2 separate regions of the Homo sapiens genome follow, and region 2 is linked to region 1. Evidence: read pairs that join two places in POLR2A ChIA-PET (ENCODE). Cell type or tissue: HepG2. All regions are shown on one strand. Links, peaks and the distances in the headings refer to the core of each region. The heading gives the core; the rest is flanking DNA. Region 1 overlaps RANBP3 (RAN binding protein 3). Region 2 holds the start of FUT5 (fucosyltransferase 5).

Region 1 (10,217 bases), core at 1,330-9,329:
AAATCATAAAGCCACGTCATTAAGCTGTACTTGTCAGGGCCCAAGGGAGAGGAGATAGCAGAGGCAGATTTATCTTGGAAATACCTGGAGAACCAAAACAAAACTAGAAGAAAGTTTTCATGTTTCTGGATTGCTTCTTCAGCAAAAAAAGTAACAATGGGAAAGTTTCATGAGTTAAAGTTACAAGCTTAGTAGATAAGTCCAGGCTAACACACAGGTATCCTGGGAGGGGTGTGCTGGGGGAGGTTTAGAACAACCATTTTCCCCTCCTCCCCAACCCCTACAAACACACACACCCGATCCCCACAGAGCACTTCAACATTGCTCAGGAAAACCGGGCCACATCAAGATAAATGCTGGCTTTGGGACAGGACCTAAGACCAGCAGCTGAGTCCCAGATCATGAGAGCGGCTTCCAGCCTGGGAGCCGGTCACCTGTGAGGGGACAGAAGCCACAGGAGAATGGAGTTGATGAGATTCTCAAATCCTGTTATTACCAACAAGATGCAGACATCCTCAAAATGCACCGAATTCAGCACAACACTTGGTCACTCTAAAATGTTGCAGCGGGTATGAGGTGGGGAGTGCCGCCGCTGGGCATCAGTGGGACTGCTGCAGCGGGTATGAGGTGGGGAGTGCCGCCGCTGGGCATCAGTGGGACTGTTGCAGCGGGTATGAGGTGGGGAGTGCCGTCGCTGGGCATCAGTGGGGAGGGACCACACATTATTTCTGGATAAACAGTGAGGGTCCCCATGCAAGCTGAGGAGTCACTGCCACACAGCACCAACTAACTTCTGACAAAACTCTGACCATCCACACCGATCTGTCAGGGAGAGAAGCCGATGGCTTCAAGGTAAATAGCACCCATCGTTGTCTTATCACAGAACCCTGTTGCCACACCAATCAGACCTTCCACAGGCTGCCAGCTCATCGCCATGAATCAGGCGAGGTACTTCCAACCACACTGCGACCCAGACACCCTGAATCCAAGGGAGAAGCAGCCTCATGGACACGGGATAAATATATAATGCAAACAAATGAACAATTACTCTAAATGCACGTACGCCCAGCTCGTTAGGGCCAATAAATCCAGGCTTAAAGGTCTTGTTTCCCCTGTAACCACCATTGCTCTCCTCCTTCCCCTCCCTCCCTCCCTCCCTGACTCCCTCCCCACCTTCCCTCCTCCCTTTGCCCCCTACTGTCCCTCTGCTGTTGGTTTTCCTAAGGTACAGTGGCATTTCTCAAACAAATCATCAGGAATTAGGAAGAAGCTTTCTAATACCGTTTCAACAAACTGTACTCTCTGAGCCCTTTCCACAACAGACCCATCCTAACCTCTCTCCACGGTAACCTAAAGCCACCAAGCCTTTTCCCTCCAAGCTCAACGTGAAAGTGTAAAGGCCTCTGCTTAGGTCTCCCCGTCTGTGGGCAGAAGTGGCCTTGGCAATGCGACCTGGAAAAGAGACTCTCAGTAAAGAGAGAACAAATTAGAGTAACGAAGTGAAGAGAGAACGTACCGGCCCCTTACCTTTTGTCCTTTATCCTTCTGAAACACAAAGACGGGCGGAGCAATGGCAGGCTTTTCTGCAAAAAGAAAAATTAGTTTTTTTCCCCCCAACACTATATGCATACAGTAAACAAAGCTACACTTGTTTGTAATATGTTAAACATATATATAAATGAAACTAGTAACTCCAGAGAACATCAAATCACTTAGAACAGCGTCTTGACTCGGATGCCTGGAGGCACAGGTGTGCTGGGTTTGTGAAATGCACCCAGAATGATGTGACGTGTGCCCTCTGCTGTATGCATTTATCATCAATAAGGAGTTTTCAAGACTCACTGAGAGCGGGCGTGTAAATGGGAGTGGGAGAGCAGCGGAGAGTGTGGCAGCGCTATTTGGCGCCATGAACTGTGACCTTGCAGGAATGTGGCACCTCCTGAATTGCAAATGTTAGAGACTAATTTAGCTTTTTAAAGTTTACAGGCCAGAGGGCAAAAAAAAGGGCCACCGCTCGCGCTGTTTGCAGACAGTTCTGGTAGAAGAATCCTAACGCTCAACCTGGATCTCTAAGTGAGTGCTGGTTGGGAGGAAAGGATGTCTGGAGTTGCTAGAGGCCTGAGAGTCCATCTTGCACAGCGGCTGAAGGAAGAAACACTCTGGGGTGTTCTGTCACTTGATGGGACAAGAGCAAGGCGGCCTGTAATGCCCACGCAACACCATCTGTCTCCTACCCAGGGGCAGCCAGATCCACAGCCCTGTGCCACTCAGCCCCGGAGTGGGTGGCAGCCCAGGAGGCCCTGCTGCCCGCACAGGAAGCACAGATGAGGACTGCCTCGACCCCACGAGGAGGCGCAGACCACACCTGCCTCATGGCCTTGGGCCTGCATGCACTTTGATGAACTCTGGGGGTGCTCCCAGGGCCTCTTTCACCATTCAGGGCACTGAGGGCCTAGCGTGGAGGCCAAGCAAGAGCAGCTGTGACTCTGGTGAATGCCTGCTGTGGGCTGCGGGCTGCGCACTGGTGCCTCCGCGTTGAGCAGGGTTTGGGAAGAGCCCTGCCTTCGCAGGCCCCCCGACCCCGGTCGTGGGGAGCCAGGCATTACCCAGGAAGCATGTGCTGCCCATGATCACGACGAAGGCACTCTGCTTGGGCATTGACCTGGTCTGCTCTGGAGTCCAGGGGAGGTCCCTGAGAAGAGGGGGCTGTGCTGGGGTCTCAAGAAGAGCTGGAAGGGAGAGCAGCAGCAGCTTGAAGTCACAGCTTGCGGGGTGATGGGGCCAGGGGCAGGCGGTGGGCATGCTGACTTGCTGGGGAAATGTCATAAAAGGCAAGGGGATGCCTGGGGTTGGTTTAGGTTGAAAGCAAACAGTTTGGGGAAGGGAGTGAGAGTGGCTGTGGGGAGACCAGGTGGGTAGTGACTGAGGTGGAGAGAAAGGGACAGCACCAAGATGACCAAACAGACACCATCCCACTCCTGCAGACGCAGGACAGACTCTGGTCTTGACCTTGGGGCATCAGTCCACAGCCAGGCAGCCCACTGATGGTGACATTCCCCCCACCATGCTCCCCGAAGCCTCGGCACACCAGGGTCTGATTCACCGTGTACAGCCAAGGCAAACACTGGAGTGAGTGGCGTGCGCGAGACCCAGGGGCTACAAGGGAGCAGGGGAGGTCAGAGGGGTCTCCAACCAGACTTCCAGGTTTCCCTAAGCAGACTTCTTGCCAACACAGCACACAGGTGCTGCTTGACAAACGTGAATGAATGCACCTATGCCAGGCAATAAATGATGTCAAAGGAATGCTGGGGGACTCTGGGACAGAGCAGCAGCGTATCCACACCATGTGTGCCACCAGGATCCTAGAGGTCTTCCGGTGCCACGCCTGTACCCCACAAGCCCAGCCCTGACCTCTGCATTTGCCTCCCTGCCAGCTGCCAGGTGACAAGATGCACAGGAAGGAGCCAGGGTTTGAGCCAGCTTGGCACTCTCCAACCCCATTTTCTTTAGGGAGCTACCCACCCCTCGTCCCCCTGTCCCCCAGTTCAGATGGAGCCAAGCTCAGCCCCAGCTCCAGGCCTGACAAGAAGAGTCCCGCATGCATCGTCTAACACATGGCACATGAACAAGGCCAGGCCTTTCGCTGGAGATCCTGGGGCTGCTGAGCTGCTGGTGAATGACCCTGAGGCTGCCAGCAATCCCATGTCACCGAGAGGGGCCTTGGACCAGAGCCAACCAGAGGTAGCAGAGTCACAGAGGGAGGGGGAAGACTAAATCTGGCCTGTGTTCGGCCCTGAGTCAAGCTTGGCCCAAAGCTAACTCTGCCCCCAGACTTTTCAGTGAAGCCAATCAGTGCTGATTTTTGCTTAAGCCAGTTTGAGCTCGATTTCTGCCCCTTGTCGCTAACAGACTCTGGCCTGAGAGAGGCGCGGTCCAGCCACTGCAGACTGAATTACACACATGCTGCACTCCAGCATCTGTGGAAGAGACCTTGGACAGGCCTCAAAGTGACGCTAAGATGCTTTCTTTCTCTTCACAGCAAGTGTCACTGCCTGATCCACTCCATATTGATGGGTTTATGGTCTGTCTCACCCATTAAGATATAAACTCCATAAGATCCGAGACTGCTTTGTTCCCCTGGGTACCCCATGGCCTGAGAACAGTACTTGGCACACTTTATGGATTCAACAAACACTTCATGAAGGGGGAGGGAAGGAGGACATTAGTGAAAATGTGAGGCGAAGACACTTGGTGCCAGGCTAGTAAGGAAGGGCTAGAAGAGAGAGAACCATTTGGATGGGAGAGGAGTGCGCGCTGGTGTTGAGAACCGTGTCGGTGGATCTGCAGGTGCACGGAAGGGACTGCAGCTATTTGAGTAACTATGGGAGGCCTGGGCAGGCTGTGGTGCCAAGGTGCTGCCCGGAGCCTTCTGGACACACGGCAGGGCTGAGGGGCATGGGCCAGGAGAGGGCCCCTCTGATGGAGCAACCCTGTCCTGTGCCTGGACATGTGACCCAGCTGGAGACAGAGGGAGGCTATGGAAGGGGACGTGAGGGTCAAGCTCTGAAAGGAGCCACCCAGAGAACAGAAAGCCAGGGTGGAGTCCAATCAGATCCTCCACAATTGCCTCCCATCTCTTGTTCCTGTACCCACCCCTGCCACCATTCAGCCCTCCTTTCCTTCTCTGCCTCTACTCTCACTCCCTTAGATCTGGCCTCCACAGAGCAGCCAGAAGCACTATCATGAAACACACACTTAAAACTGCAGTGTTGGCCGGGCGCGGTGGCTCACACCTGTAATCCCAGCACTTTGGGAGGCCGAGGTGGGGGGATCACGAGGTCAGGAGATTGAGACCATCCTGGCTAACACGGTGAAACCCTGTCTCTACTAAAAATACAAAAAATTAGCCGGGCGTGGTGGCAGGTGCCTTTAGTCCCAGCAACTCGGGAGGCTGAGCTTGCAGTGAGCCAAGGTTGCGCCACTGCACTCCAGCCTGGGTGACAGAGCGAGATTCCATCTCAAAACAAAACAAAACAAAACAAAACAAAAACTGCAGTGTCGGCCGGGCACAGTGGCTCATGCCTGTAATCCCAGCATTTTGGGAGGCCGAGGCGGGAGGATCACCTGAGGTCGGGAGTTCGAGACCAGCCTGATCAACATGGAGAAACCCCTTCTCTACTAAAAATACAAAAACTGAGCCAGGCGTGGTGGCGCAACCTGTAAGCCCAGCTACTCAAGAGGCTGAGGCAGGAGAATCACTTGAACCTGGGACGCAGAGGTTGCAGTGAGCTGAGATGGTGCCATTGCACTCCAGCCTGGGCAACAAGAGTGAAACTCTGTCTCAAAACAAAACAAAACAAAACAAAACAAAACAAAACTGCAGTGTCTCCCACAGACTAGAGGCTGAGCACCTTGAGACAGGCCACATCCAGCCACTCACCCTCCACCTCCCACTGTGGTGGCACTGAAAAGCCCGCTGTCGCTGCACGTCCCACACTTAGGGTGCACTTCTGGACTTCTGCTTGGTTTAGTCCCACTACCAAGAGCGCGTGGTTCCCCTTGTTTTCCATGGCCAGTGCTTACTCCTGCACAGACACCATCTCCTTCAGGAAGCTCCCACTGTGAGAGGCGTGCCTGCCCTGCTGCACTCCCTCCCGAGCAGGCCTTATATCCTGCCACGGGGCACGCGGAGACCACGGCCACAGCAGCTGAAACAGCCTATCACCCAGCGTACACCGCATCAACACCCTGCAATGAGTGTTTGAACTAGGCCCTCTCTCTGTCATTCATCTACACAACACCAGCTGCTACGTACTCACAAATATTTACTAAGCCCTCATTCTGTGCAGGGCGCCACAGGAAGAGTGGAGAACAGGAAGCTGAGGGCAGACGCTTCAGGAGAAAACATCTGACTGAAAGGGAGGGGCGTGTTTGCACTTGGTGACCAGGCACTGTGGAGCCCTGGCACTCCCAGAGGGGTGTGTGGTGACAGCATCTACCCCTAGATGTAAGTTCTAGAAAGTGGGGCCTCGTCTGTTCCGTTTCTCTCTGTATTCTCAGTGCCAAACACAGAGCCTCACACTTAACAGGCACTCAACCGGCAGTTAGAGGGTGAATGAAATGTCACACGCCGCAAGGACAAGGACCCAGGGAGCCATGGTCAGGGCTCTCCAGAGGAACGGAACCAAGAGGATACAGCAATAGGAGATGAACTTGGCCCATCTCGGCCCATTGGGACCCCTGCTGATGGCAGGTCTGGCATTCATGACTGACCCAGCCACTGCACTAACATGTAGAAATGAGCTTTAGTCACATCTGCACCCAAAACACAGAGCGTCAGTTACTCACGCTGCATTTCTACTCAGGCCAAAGGTTGATCAACTGCAAATCAGCACGGCTATCGCAAACAGACAAGACACACAAGCCCCATTCCAGGCAGGACCGCCCCACTGCCCCCGACCACCAGACACACGGGTTGCTGTTCGTAGCCATTCCCTATCACCAGGCTGATTCTGGCTATACCAGTGAGGAAGCAGCGTGTGAACACCGCTACCTCCAACTCAAGTTTGGGGAATGGACAGGCGGCCAGAAGTAGGGAGGCTTCAACAACCTGCTTCAATTCCTAGCCCAGCTTTTCTTTCACAGGTCAAGGGAAGATCACCACTGCAGATTTCTAGAGACCCACCATGAAGACCTTTAATATTAAAATAGGAGTCAAATGCAGACTATTTGACCCAGAATCTGTCAACCAAGTGGTTGGGTTTTTTGTTTTTGTTTTTGGTCCTGTAACATGCTCCCTGTTGAAACCTAGTTTGTAAAAAATGCAGTCTGTCTGGAGATTGACTTTACACATCCGTATATTAAGAGATTAGAAAACCAATACGAGGCACAGTGGCTCATGTTTGTAATCCCAGCACTTGGGAGGGTGACGAGGGAGGATCACTTGAGCCCAGGAGTTGAAGACCTGTCTGGGCAACATAATGAGACCCTATTTCTACAAAAAACAAACAAATAGCCAGGCATGGTGGCGCACTCCTGTAGTCCCAGCTACTTGGGAGGCCGAGGTGGGAGGACTGCTTGAGCCCAGGAGTTAGAGGCTGCAGTGAGCCATGATCGTGCCACTGCACTCCAGGCTGGGTGACAGAGTGAGACCTTGTCTCAAAAACAGAGAGAAAGGAAAGAAACTCATTTGACCAGACGCTTCTCAAAGTTATTTGACTAGGGAGTCCCCCCCATTTCCAGGGACATCCACAATGAGGCCTGAGAATGACGTTTCAAGGACCACTGTGGACAACACTGGTGTGTGAAGCGGGGGAGATTCTGAGCCCCTCTTCCTTGGACACAAGTCACCTCAAACAATGTGTGAAGTGCTCTGGCCCACCACATACTTCTTCTCTGGCCTCACCATGGCCTTCAGGGGCACTGTGCACCAAGTCCCACATGGCTGCTGCTGAATTCAGAACCCTCGTCCCATCTAGCATCCTCTACCCTGCGAACCTCCTCAGCTCACATGCCCAGACAGCACCCAGCCTGAGCCCAACAATTGTGATCCTGTGATGATCACAGACCCAGGCCAGGGAGAGTCCCCTGCTGCCCCCTGGTACCCCAGGAAAACAGCAAGGGAAGATGGCCTGGCCAGAAACTGAAAGGAGTGAGCCCCTGCTGGCATCCGGGCCCACGGTGCTGGCTCTCCCTCCCATCCCCTGCTACCCTCAACCCACTTGTGAGGCTCCGATGCAAAATGGGACCAGCTGGGATTCCCCAGGACAGGGCCGGTGTCCTGGTCCTGGTCTTTGCAGCCCCAGCGATGAGCACAGACAGGCTAAGAAGCAAGCCAGCCCCAGCACAGGAAGCTTGGCCATCTCTGCTCTCCTTTCCAACTTCTGCCAGATGTTGGGAACCCCTTAGACCTGCTTGGCCTGCCCCCCCACCTCCACCCAGTCATCCTCACGTGGCTATGGCTGTCAGGGTGCTCTGTCCCACCTAGTTGAGCCTGGGAACCACTCTGCCAGCTGCACAGAGGATGAAAAGATTCAATCCTAATATTCCCTCAGCAATTCCACACATCCCAGCACCCACTGTGCACTAAGCACTGCGTCGGCCTCTGGAGACACGTCCCTGTCTGTCTAGAGCACCCATCACACCTTATCTGAACATATGACACAGGGGAGGCACAGCAGGCCCTGGGAACATAGAGCTGGGGCTTCCAACCCAGTGAGGCTGTGAAGGGAGTGAATCAGGGAATGCTGCTGGGAGAGGGGCTGTCTGGACAGAAGGACAAGCAGCATTTGGCCACATGACCGGGAAGCACACGGCAGCAGAGTGAGGAGTGCTGGAGGAACCAGGTCAGGGTGGCACATGCAGTGGGCCTAGTACTGTGCTAATGCTTGGGACACGCCTTGGGGACAGACTGGAAAACAGGGCAGCCTGGGGGAAGAGGAGCTAAGTGGAGGTGGTAGGGTGGGGGGGGGGGTGGCACGGTGGGGGGTCACCTCCGCCCTTCCCTGGGGTCTGAGGTCTGCACATTTATACCTGCATGTGTCAGTGTAGAAGCTCCTAGGAAGGAAACTCCAATCAAATTGAAGCAGTTCCTATGACAGCTTTTTTGAGGAAAGAGCCAAAGATCTCTGCGATGAAGGTGGGGATCCTGGTGGAAGGGGGTCTCTTCCCCTGGTGGGATACAGGCTTCCTCCTGACCCTAGAGGAACTGTTCTCCTTGCAGGGGGCAGTAGGTCTCTGAGGAGGTGGGGGGCTTGAGGAGGTGGGCCCTTCCTCTAAAGCAGAAATGACCAATCTGGGACCCAGGTGGCTTGGGGGTGTGTGTGCGAAGTCCATAAAACCCTCACCCTGAACCCTGATGAAGTCACCTCTGTAATTTGGTGGACAGCATCTTTATCTAGGGAAAGGGCCCAGATACTGCCTCTTCAAAGAGTAAGGAGGGTGAAAGGAGGAGGGCGGTTTCAACAGCCCACATGTGAGAGTTAAATAGCAGGCTTCCTGGTAGCACCTCTACAAGCAGCCTCCAGGGACCAGGACTCAAAAAGGTTTTATCTGTATTTTTTCTGCCAAGAGACTGACTGGTGGCAAAACTTTGATGACAAAATGAATTCTGTGTCTATTTCAGAGGCAGCAAGGAGGGGAGAGGGTGCTGTAGAGCCCCTTGGGACAGGGTGGGTGGTGGGGGCTTCCCAGACTTAAGGAAAGGAGTGAGGTCTCTGCAGCCTACTGCAAGCAAGGAAAGGAGAAAGCAAGGAGCTGGGCTGAACCCCAGCGGTGGCCCAGGGGAGAAAGGTGAGTTTCCCAACGCTCCAGGTGAAGAAGGGTTGTAGAATCCTGTTTTACCTCTTAGACTTATCTTAGTTTCTGCCATGATATGCACAGCAAAGGCATCCACAAATGGGGTCTCCCAGACGCGTGATGGTTTCATATACGTGGCCAGCGTTCTTCGAGCACTTCTTTATGTGTTAGGTTTTATCTGCATCATGTCACCTAATCTCCACAACCACCTTAGGAGGTGGCTTACACCAACATCCTTTCACAGGAAAGGAAACGGATAATCAGGTCAAGCGACCTGTCGGAGGTGGGCCCGGGTCTTCGGGCCAGGTGGGCCGACTCTGAAGCCCCGGCCCATGCTCCTGAGTGCCACGCTCCACTCCGCTGCTGGCCAAGAACTACGTGTGCAAAAGGGAGGAGTTACCTGGACTCCAGTTTGCTTCCTCTCACCTTTTCTGTGCAGGTAGGCCTCAGAGCTACAACACATACACTCTTCCCTTTAGAGAAATGACAGCAGGAATAAAGTAGCTGTCAGTTGCTGTTCTGGATAAGCACCTATGGAGGAGCACGAACCAAACTAGGGGGCTAGTCATGAGTTCCGGGGTCAGTGAAAGGCTTCCCACAGGTCACATGACCACCTGCCTCAGCCAACACAGTGTGTGATTATCCCAATGGCTGATCCCCGACAAGACTGCAATCCTTTAAGGTTGTCAAGACAAGGATCAAAGACACATTCCAAGGCACACACTCAATGGTGACACAAGCTGCTTTCTGTCTTCATCTGTCAAATGTTCGGCCCTGGAATGCTTTGCGTAATATATTCAGAATCTAAGCTGACAACACACACACTCTCGCCTCCGCCTCTCTCCTCTTCCGTATAAACTTTCTTTCCTCACTGCTGCAGAGAATAATTTACAAAGAAGCAAGGGCAGCCCTGCCTTACA
Region 2 (10,217 bases), core at 14-8,013, 90 kb before region 1:
GAGAGAAGCTGTTATAATTTATGACACAGCTTGTCATAAATGCCCCCAGTACCCCTGAGTTGAGGATTGAATTTATAACTCTGACAGGGAAGGGTACGATGGGATTAGGTTTTGCAGGTAACATAAGAGTTCTCCAGATAAGGTAGGAGTTGAGGGAAAGGGTGTCCGTTGGATGAGGAAAGAGCCAGTGCCAAAGCCTGGCGGGGTGAGACACCTGAGCAGTTTGCAGACAAAGAAAAGGAAGTGCTCAGGGCTTCCAGTTTAGGCTTGATTTTCTATTCACTTGGTCTTTCAATCAACAGACACTCAAAGTTAACCCCTCTGGCCCTCAGACACACTGTCCCCGTCCTGGGGGAGAGGCTGAGGCTGGGGAGAGGTGGGGAGGATAGGAGGGAGAATGGGCAGGTGTGAAGACTCAGGAGAGGCAGGGGCTGACCAGGCAGGGAGTGGGGGGATCTGGGGCCCCAGGGAGGAGCAGGCTTTCAGGGAAGACATGGAACCCCGCTTGTTCTGGAGACACCCAGCACGGAACTGGAGGGAGCCCAGGGCCCTCAGAGTGTAGGCACTGGGTCTGGGAAGCCTGAGAAGAAAAACCTTCAAAGAGGCTAAGAGGGCGACCGGAGGAGGAGGAGGGAACCCGAACCATGCTTTGTGATGGGTGAGGTGAGGCTTGGATGCCAGGGTGGACTGTTTACAGTTTTAAATGTACATCTAAAAACTGAACAGCATATTTAAAAAAAATTTTATAGGCCAGGCGTGAGGGCTCATGCCTGTAATCCCAGCATTTTGGGAGGCCAAGGCGGGCAGATCACCTGAGGTCAGGAGTTCAAGACCAGCCTGGCCAACATGGCAAGACTCTGTCTCTACTAAAAAATACAAAAATTAGCCGGATGTGGTGGTGGTGCCTGTAATCCCAGCTACTTGGGAGGCTGAGGCAGGAAAATCACTTGAAATGAGCGGAGATCACACCACTGAACGCCAGCCTGGGTGACAGAATGAGACTCTGTCTCAAATAATAACAATAATAAATTTATAACACAGCATCTTCCTCTGTCACCCAGGCTGGAGTGCAGTAGCATGATCTCAGCTTACTGAAGCCTCAACCTCCCAGGTTCAAATGATCCTCCCACCTCAGCCTCCAGAAGAGCTGGGATTACAGGCAAGCGCCACCATGCCCAGCTAATTTTTTTTTTTTTAGACGGAGTCTCCCTCTGTCGCCCAGGCTAGAGTGCAGTGGCATGATCTCGGCTCACTGCAAGCTCCACCTCCCGGGTTCATGCCATTCTCCTGCCTCAGCCTCCCAAGTAGCTGGGACTACAGGTGCCCGCTACCATGCCCGGCTAATTTTTTTTTGTTTTTAGTAGAGATGGGGTTTCACCATGTTAGCCAGGATAGTCTCCATCTGACCTCGTGATCCGCCTGCCTGGGCCTCCCAAAGTGCTGGGATTACAGGTGTGAGCCACCATGCCCAGCCTTTTTTTTTTTTTTTTTTTTTTAAATTTACTTTTGAGACTTGGCTCACTGCAACCTCTGCCTCCCAGATTCAAGTGATTCTTGTCCCTCAGCCTCCTGAGTAGCTGGGATGACAGGTGGGTACCACCATGCCCGGCTAATTTTTGTATTTTTAGTAGAGACAGGGTTTCACTATGTTGGTCAGACTGGTCTTGAACTCCTGGCCTCAAATGATCCACCTGCCTCGGCCTCCCAAAGTGCTGGGATTACAGGTGTGAGCCACCACACCCGGCCTAAATAAATTTTTTTTTCCCACCAAACACAACAGTATTGTTTTGGTAGAAACCATGTCACCATTGCTACCCAAAATTTAGTGCCTAAAAAGAGAGGTGCTTATGGTGTCAAATTTCCATACGATTGTTATTTCTTAGTATGAAAGAAAGGATGTGAAGTAGCTCATTAATGATTTTCTACATTAATTACATATTGAAATAACGCTTTGGATGTATTGGGTGAAATAAAATATATCATTAAAATTAAATTGGCCGGATGTGGTGCCTCACGTCTGTAATACCAGCAATATTGGGTGGATCACCTGAGGTCAGGAGTTCGAGGCCAGCCTGGCTAACATGGCGAAACCCTGTTTCTACTAAAAATACAAAAAATTAGCCAGGTGCTGGCACATGCCTATAATCCCAGCTACTCGGGAGGCTGAGGCAGAATTGCTTGAACCCGGGAGGCGGGGGTTGCAGTGAGCTGAGATTGCGCCACTGCACTCCAGCTTGGACAACAAAAGCTAAACTCCATCTCAAAAAAAAAAAAAAAAAAAAAGAAAAAGAAAAACATTAAATTTCCTGGTATTCTTTTTTAATGTGGTTGCTGGGAAGTTTTCTTTCTTTCTTTCTTTTTAAAATTATTATTATTTTTTGAGATGGAGTCACCGTGAGCCACTGTGCCTGGCCTATTGCTGGGAAATTGTAAATTACATTCGGGGTAGAAAACAGTTTGGTGCTTCCTTGAAAAGCCTGAGAGATACTTATCACATCACCAGCAATCTCCCTCCTAGGTAGAAGCCCCAAAGAATTAACAACAAAAGGACGCAAACAGATACTTGTACACCCATGGTCACAGCAGCCTGACTCACAACAGAACAAACAGCCCAAAGGTAGAAACTACCCAGATGTCCATCAATAGAAGAACAAATATACCTAGTGTGATCCATCCACACAATGGAATATCACTCAGCCATGAAAAGGCTGGGCGAGGTGGCTCATGTCTGTAATCCCAGCACTTTGGGAGGCCGAGGCAGGTAGATCACGAGGTCAGGAGATCAAGACCATCCTGGCTAACACGGTGAAACCCAGTCTCTATGGAAAATACAAAAAAATTAGCTGGGCATGGTGGTGGGCGCCAGTAGTCCCAGCTACTTGGGAAGCTGAGGCAGGAGAATGGTGTGAACCCAGGAGGCGGAACTGGCAGTGGGCCGAGATTGTGCCACTGCACTCCAGCCTGGGTGACAGAGTGAGGCTCCGTCTCAAAAAAAAAGAGAAAACCTGTCTCTACTAAAGATATAAAAAAAAGAGCCGGCATGGTGGCACATGCCTGTAATCCCAGCTACTTGGGAGGCTGAGGCAGGAGAATTGCTTGAACCCGGGAGGCAGAGCTTATAGTGAACCAAGATTGCGCCACTGCACTCCAGCCTGGGCAACAGGGCAAGACTCTGTCTCAAAAAAAAGAAAAGGAGCGAGGCTCCCACACAGGCCACAGCGTGGATGAAGGCTGAGGACATCACATTCAATGACAGAAGCCAGACACAAAATGCCACACAGTGTGTGATCCCATTTCTGGGAAATGTCCAGGACGAGCCGATCCACAGAGACAGGAAGTAGAACAGAGGTGACTGGAGGCTGGAGAGGGGAGAATGTTTGTTTAACGGGTCCAGAGTTTCTGTTTGGGGTGATGAAAGTTTTGGAAAGATGCTGGAGTGATGGTTGCACAACACTGCACGCGATGCCACTGAATTGTATGCTTAAAAATGCCTAAATGCGCCAGGTGCGGTGGCTCACGCCTGTCATCCCAGCACTTTGGGAGGCTGAGGCGGGAGGATCACCTGAGGTCAGGAGTTCGAGACAAGCCTGGCCAACATGGTGAAACCCCGTCTCTACTAAAAATATAAAAATTAGCTGGGCATGGTGGTGCACACCTGTAATCCCAGCTACTCAAGAGGCTGAGGCAGAAGACTCACTTCAACCCAGGAGGCAGAGGCTGCAGTGAGCAACAAGAGCAAAACTCTCTCTCATAAAAAAAAAAAAAAAGCCTAAATGGTGAAGTTTATGTTATACATATATGTATGGATATATGGAATTACAATTTAAAAATAAGGTGGCTGGGCGCGGTGGCTCACACCTGTAATCCCAGCACTTTGGGAGGCCAAGGCGGGCGGATCACCAGGTCAGGAGATTGAGACCATCCTGACTAACATGGTGAAACCCCACCTCTACTAAAAATACAAAAAGAAATTAGCCAGGCGTGGTGGCGGGCGCCTGTAGTCCCAGCTACTTGAGAGGCTGAGGCAGGAGAATGGTGTGAACCCGGGAGGCGGAGCTTGCAGTGAGCTGAGATAGCACCACTGCACTCCAGCCTGGGCGACAGAGTGAGACTCCGTCTCAAAAAAAAAAAAAGGTAACACACCAAAAACCATTGACTTATTTACTTGTACACCTTAAGTTGGCTCACTGTATGGTATGTGAATTACATCCTGATGAAACCGTTTATTTATTTTTGAGACTGAGTCTTGCTCTGTTGCCCAGGCTGGAGTGCAGTGGCACAATCTCAGTTCACTGCAACCTCCACCTCTGCGTTCAAGTGATTCTCCTGCCTTAGCCTCTCAAGTAGCTGGGATTACAGACACACACCACAATGCCCAGCTAATTTTTGTATTTTTAGTAGAGACGGGGTTTCACCACGTTAGCCAGGCTGGTCTCGAACTCCTGACCTAAAGTGATCCACCCGCCTTGGCCTCCCAAAGTGCTGGGATTACAGGCATAAGCCACCACGCCCAGCCGATGAAGCTGTTTTAAAATGATGTAGGGTTGCCAGCTTTCTCTGTTGGGCCAAGTTGGTCTTAACCTTGCAGCAGGTGACCTGGGTGTGATGAAGTGATCCAGACACCCAGTCCCAAGCTCATGCCAAGGTTCTGGAAAGAGATTCAAAACACAAGCCCTCAGGGCACAGTCCGAGCCCAGAGTGGGAGGGAGGTTGAACTTTGACCAATTACTGCTTTGTACCATTGGACTCTAGAGCCTCAGGCACAGGTTAATTTTTATTTTTAAGACGGAGTCTCGCTCTGTTGCCCAGGCTGGAGTGCAGTGGCACTATCTTGGCTCACTGCAAGCTCCGCCTCCTGGGTTCACGCCATTCTCCTGCCTCAGCCTCCCGAGTAGCTGGGACTACAGGGCCCGGCTAATTTTTTGTATTTTAGTAGAGACGGGATTTCACCGTGTTAGCCAGGATGCTCTTGATCTCCTGACCTCATGATCCGCCCGCCTCGGCCTCCCAAAGTGCTAGGATTACAGGTGTGAGCCACTGCGCCCAGCCAGGCACAGGTTAATTTTTATAAAGTAATTGATATTAAGATGGAATTACATGGGCCCTGGGTTCATGGCAGCCCCTCTTAGGAGACAGTGAAGTATATTTTAACGAGGTATAGAAGGGTAGATTGGGGCCAGGTGTGGTGGGTCACACCTGTAATCCTAGCACTTTGGGAGGCCAAGGACAGAGAATTGCTTGAACTTGGGAGGTGGAGGTTGCAGTGAGCTGAGATCACACCACTGCACAGGAGCCTGGGCAACAGAGCGAGACGACATCTCAATTTTAAAAAAAAAAAAAAAAAAAAAAAAAAAAAGAAGGGTAGATTGGGGAAAATGGGTAATTCAGGGGTGGTCAGGGCTGAGGTCCCACCCAAGTTGAACCCAAGATATTTTTTTCTAGAAAAAGAATGCCTGGGCTGGACACAGTGGCTCATGCCTGTAATCCCAGCACTTTGGGAGGCTGAGGCGGGTGGACCACCTGAGGTCAGGAGTTCAAGACCAGCCTGGCCAACATGGTGAAACCCCGTCTTTACTAAAAATAAAAAAAAAAATTAGCCAGGCATGGTGGTGGGCACCTGTAATCCCAGCTACTCAGGAAGCTGAGGCCAGAGAATTGCTTGAATCAGGGAGGTGGAGGTTGCAGTGAGCCAAGATGGCGCCACTGTACTCCAACCTGGGTGACAGAGTGAGACTCCGTCCCCCCCAAAAAAAGCATGCCCAGTTCCTCCTGGTTTGGCGAATCAGCCAGAACCTTCCATCCCCTCCTCCATCCCACTACATGCAGCACCCAGAAAGACCCCTGCCTGCGACTAGGGCCTGCTGGCCAAATTCCAGGCCACTGCACAGCCTGCAGACCCTTCTCCGGGGATTCTGTGCCCATCCAGCTGCATCCTGAATCACAGCAGACAGGACCGGCGCTGAGGTGGGAACAAACGGAGCCAGGACGCCTTTCCTACGAGGTCTCCCGTGATTTCTGGGTTGGGGATAAAGGTGCCCCAAGACTCTCTCCCTGGATGGCGGGGGCAGCATGCCCAGGATGAGAGCACCTCCCAGGAGGCTGAGGACAGAGTACCAGCTGGATTCTCAGGACGTGGAAGAGGCCAGACCAGGTAGCAGCAGGAAGGAGGAAGTATACCTGGAGCTGAAGCCAGGCTCTGTCCAACCACTGCACCTGCCATCAGGTGACCCAGTGTGTCCTGTCCTGGAGCTGGGACATCCTCTGAAAGCAAATTGTGTGTCTCCTCTAATCCCTGCTGTAGAATTGGAAAGGGTGCAGGGATTTGGAGGCCTAGGTCATGACCCTGGTCCTACCGGTGGCCTCAATGCAATGCGGCTTTGAGCACAAAGGGAAAAGGCTGACCTGAACCACTGGTTCCCAAAGTGGGTTCCATAGGGACACCAGGGGTTCCTTGGGAGGTGGGAATGGGGAAGTGAGCAGAATTTCCACCTTCCCGCCTTCCTTCCCACCAGATCCCACCTCCCACTTAGTTCATCAGCAAATATTTCCTGAAGGCCAGGCACAGTGGCTCACACCTGTAATCCCAGCACTTTGGGAGGCCGAGGCAGGCGGATCACCTGAGGTCAGGAGTTCAAGACCAGCCTGGGCAACATGGTGAAACCCCATGTCTACTAAAAAAAAAAAAAAAAAAATTAGCCGGGCATGGTGGTGCATGCCTGTAATCCCAGGTACTCAGGAGGCTGAGGCATGAGAATCACTTGAACCCAGGAGGCAAAGGCTGCAGTGAGCTGAGATCAAGCCACTGCACTCCAGCCTGGGCAACAGAGCAAGACTCTGTCTCACAAAAAAAACACAGAACCACAAATATTTCCTAAGCACTTACTAAGTGCCAGGCCAAGCACTCCTGCAAGGAGCTGGAGGGTGAGTCACCGACAATACGCGAGCCTTATAAGGGAACTAACAATTAAAACTGTGGCCTTCTAAACAAAACGGGGAGGGAAAAGCATTCTGGGTAGAGGGAACAACCTATGCAAAGGCCCCGAGGGAGCAGAGGTCCAGGCACGTTGGAGGAACTGGGGGGAGTCTCAGCAGGCTGGGTCTTCACCATGGGAGAAGAGGCAGAGCTGTCGCAGAGGCCAGGCCACGGTCAGCCATGGGGTGTTCAGCACCAGGGCAATAGGGAGCCATTGGAGGCTTCAAGCAGAGGGGTTACCATGTTGATGTGTGGTTTGAGATGCTCTCTTTTCTTTTTTGAGATAGCCTTGCTCTGTTGCCCAGGCTGGAGTGCAGGTTGGCGTGCAGTGGCATGATCTTGGCTCACTGTAGCCTCTGCCTCCTGGGTTCAAGAGATTCACCTGTCTCAGCCTCAGGAGCAGGGATTACAAGTACCCGCCACCATGCCCACCTAATTTTTGTATTTTTACTAGAGATGGGGATTCACCATGTTGGCCAGGCTGGTCTCGAACTCCTGACCTCAAGTGATCAGCCCACCTCAGCCTCCCAAAGTGCTGGGATTACAGGCGGGAGCCCCCACACCCGTCCTGAGATGCTCTCTTCTGACACACTAGGCACAGGCCCCACTCTGGTGGCCTCACCAAGCCCTTCTGTGTGCCTCAAAGCCACTCCCTTTCCCCGCCCACTCCTGCAGGGCAGTGTAGAAGTCCAAGGAGCCAGGTAAGTTTCCTGGAATGCAGAAGAGAAAGGATGTGGAAGGATGTCTTTGACAGAGGATGTCCTTAAACTCTGTCACTCCCAAGCTGGGTACAGAGGTGACAGAGCCCACATTTCACCTTCAGGTATCACGACTTCCCTGTTCTAGAAATAATTTCCAGGAGGCCGTTTCATGCTGCCCCAGACTTTCACCGTCTCAGTTCCCAGCCAGGCCCAGGCCAGTGGGGAGGATCGACTGGCCAGGGCTGGGCCAGGGACTGCGGTCTCCCAGGCAAGCCATTTCCAGAAGGGATGACCTGAGTCTGTTCTCTGTTCATGTCCTCGCTGGGGGCATTGTCTGTGACTGATTAAAACATAACTCATAGAAGTTGGGTATAGTGGCTCACACTCATAATTCCAGCACTTTGGGAGGCCGAGGTGAGCAGATCACCTGAGGTCAGGAGTTTGAGACCAGCCTGGCCAACATGGTGAAACCTCGTCTCTGCTAAAAATACAAAAATTAGCCGGGTGTGGTGGTGCACACCTGTAATCCCAGCTACTCTGGAAGCTGAGGCGGGAGAATCACTTGAACCCGGGAGGCAGAGGTTTGCAGTGAGCTAAGATTGGGTCACTGCACTCCAGCCTGGGTGACAGAGTGAGACTCCATCACAAAAAGAAAAAAACCCAAAAAAACATAACTCATGGGGCTCTCAGTCTTGGTGTGACTTTGTCCTGGAGCCCCAGCCAAGCCTGGACCGGCAACGCTTCCATCCCACACAGCTGTCCTGTGGATGTGAAGACAGGTCCTGAGAGAGGGCGCTCACTACTCAAGTCACTGGGAGTCTCAATCGCACCAGGCTGTCTTCAGTTGGACAGCTGTACTCTCTGCCCCCTGCCTCCTGCTTAATTCCCAGTCATCCTTCAGGGCTCGGTGAAAACAGCTCCTCCAGGGAGCCTCCCCAGATAGGGGCTCTCTTGCCCTCCCAGCCAGATCATCCTTTCTACTGGCTCCTCCAACCACCCGTGCCCCTGATTCTAGGCTCAGGCCGCGAGGATCTCTTCCCTCTGGCTCAGATGAGCTGAGACTTGCTTGGGGGGTGCGGTGAGGCCATCTGTGCCCCTCGTTGGGGTCCTGGTCTTCATTGGACACCCCAGCTCCTCCCTCAGCCTGGGCTGGGTGGGTGATAAAGCTGTCAGCCTGCTGGAAATTTCTCTCCCCTTGGGGCCTAAGGGCTGGGAGCCAAGGGCAGCTGCCGCTCAGGAGGAGGGAGAAGGCCCCATAGGCTGGGCTGGGTGCACCATGAACCACATGTGAGATCTGGGGCACATGGGGAGACAATGGGGGGTTGAGGGCAGTGCTGGTGTTCCAGAGGGGGCAGGCCAGGGTCCCCCAATGTTGGCCAGGTGGCTGGTCTTCTGCCCTTGTGGAACCCAAGGAGGGTTTCCATGTCCCTCTAAGCCTCAGAGGAAATTCCAGAGGGAGAGAAAGAGAAGTTGGGAAAGGGAGCTGTTCACTCTGACATCAGCTCAGGGAGAGGCGGAGACCACGGGGGCTCCAGGGGCATCAGGGGACAGAGCAGCCTGTCCCCACACCTCTTACCCCCTGGGGACTGGGCCTGCCCCAGCCTGTTAGGAAGCCCTGGCCTGGCCTGCCGAGGGCCCCATCCCCCTCCCAGGACCCCTGGCTTGCAGCCAGGTGGTGGGGAGAGGGGCCCAGGTGGGTGGTGTGTGTGGCAGGTGAGTGATGGGCCCAGCAAGGCTGGCTCAGGCCCGGAGTCACCAGGGGGCTTAGCAGAGACTCTTCAGGCCCCCCACACCTTCCCCACCCTATGCCCCTCCACCCTTCTACCTGGGCCTGGGGGAGCCATCACAGGCACCTCTGCATGTCCACTGTACAGATGGGGAAACCGAGGCTTAGATAGCACCTGGGAGTCACCACCACCCTGCACCACCAGGTCCCCCATGGCATTCTCCAGAGAGCAGCAATTTCCCCCAACACTAGAATGTTCCAGATATCCTCACTTACAGTCAGAAGCCACCTGCAGCCCCTAAGTGGTGGAGCAGGGCTCTATGGGGGACTTGCCTGACTTTGGAGTTCTTGACCCTGAGATCTTCAGAAAACCGACTTTCACCTCTGGCAGCTGTGTGGCCTTGGATGAGTTCCTCAACTTCTCTGGGCGTCAGCCACCTCCTCTGTAGAGTGGAGCCACTGCCGGCACCTTCTTCAGGAGGTTGAGGTGACCTGGAAGGTCACGCTGATCCTCCCACCGCCCCACAGGGTCTCTGCGTACCCCCTCTACAGGCTGGAATGTTTGGCCTGGGTCCCTGGCCCTCTGCGGGCCTCGGTTTCCCCTCCTGTAATACTTGTAAGAACTCAGCCTCTCCCTGCTCATCTACATGGTGCTGGGGCCACTAAACAGACAGGGAGTGCGGGAAGCCCCAGGTGACGGTGACAGAAACCTGGCACCCCCTAGAAACCTGACCCTGGCCTCACCCCCGGGTCCCCTGGCACCAACACGCTGAGGTCTGCCCACCCCTGGTACCCAGGCCCAGCTGGGTTCATGCAG

The links. ChIA-PET counts read pairs that join two places held together with the same protein. Peaks named below come from ENCODE experiments on the same cell type or tissue, not always from the same donor. Only the 100,000 strongest peaks of a DNase experiment are listed, where the experiment ranks them.
Region 2: POLR2A ChIA-PET joins it to region 1 with 5 read pairs; 2 of 35 experiments call an interaction of 5 or more read pairs at or near these places.

The regions. Positions count from the first base shown.
Region 1 is chr19:5,956,391-5,966,607 of GRCh38, forward strand. It overlaps RANBP3 (RAN binding protein 3), which reads right to left. Exons shown (of 17, transcript NM_007322.3): 2 at 1,528-1,583. Among named protein-coding and RNA genes, the nearest start is that of RANBP3, 17 kb to the right of the region's middle. RefSeq lists enhancers at 1,761-2,409, 3,059-3,707, 4,356-5,005, 5,489-5,708, 6,303-6,950 and 3 more and a silencer at 5,979-6,028. In HepG2, for the core only: no CTCF peak of the experiment used is centred there; DNase peaks (open chromatin) are centred at 3,751, 5,851 and 6,381; H3K4me3 peaks cover 1,049 bases.
Region 2 is chr19:5,867,805-5,878,021 of GRCh38, forward strand. FUT5 (fucosyltransferase 5) reads right to left here and starts at 2,736. Exons shown (of 2, transcript NM_002034.2): 1 at 2,661-2,736. RefSeq lists an enhancer at 3,194-3,488. In HepG2, for the core only: no CTCF peak of the experiment used is centred there; DNase peaks (open chromatin) are centred at 2,587, 3,377 and 4,687.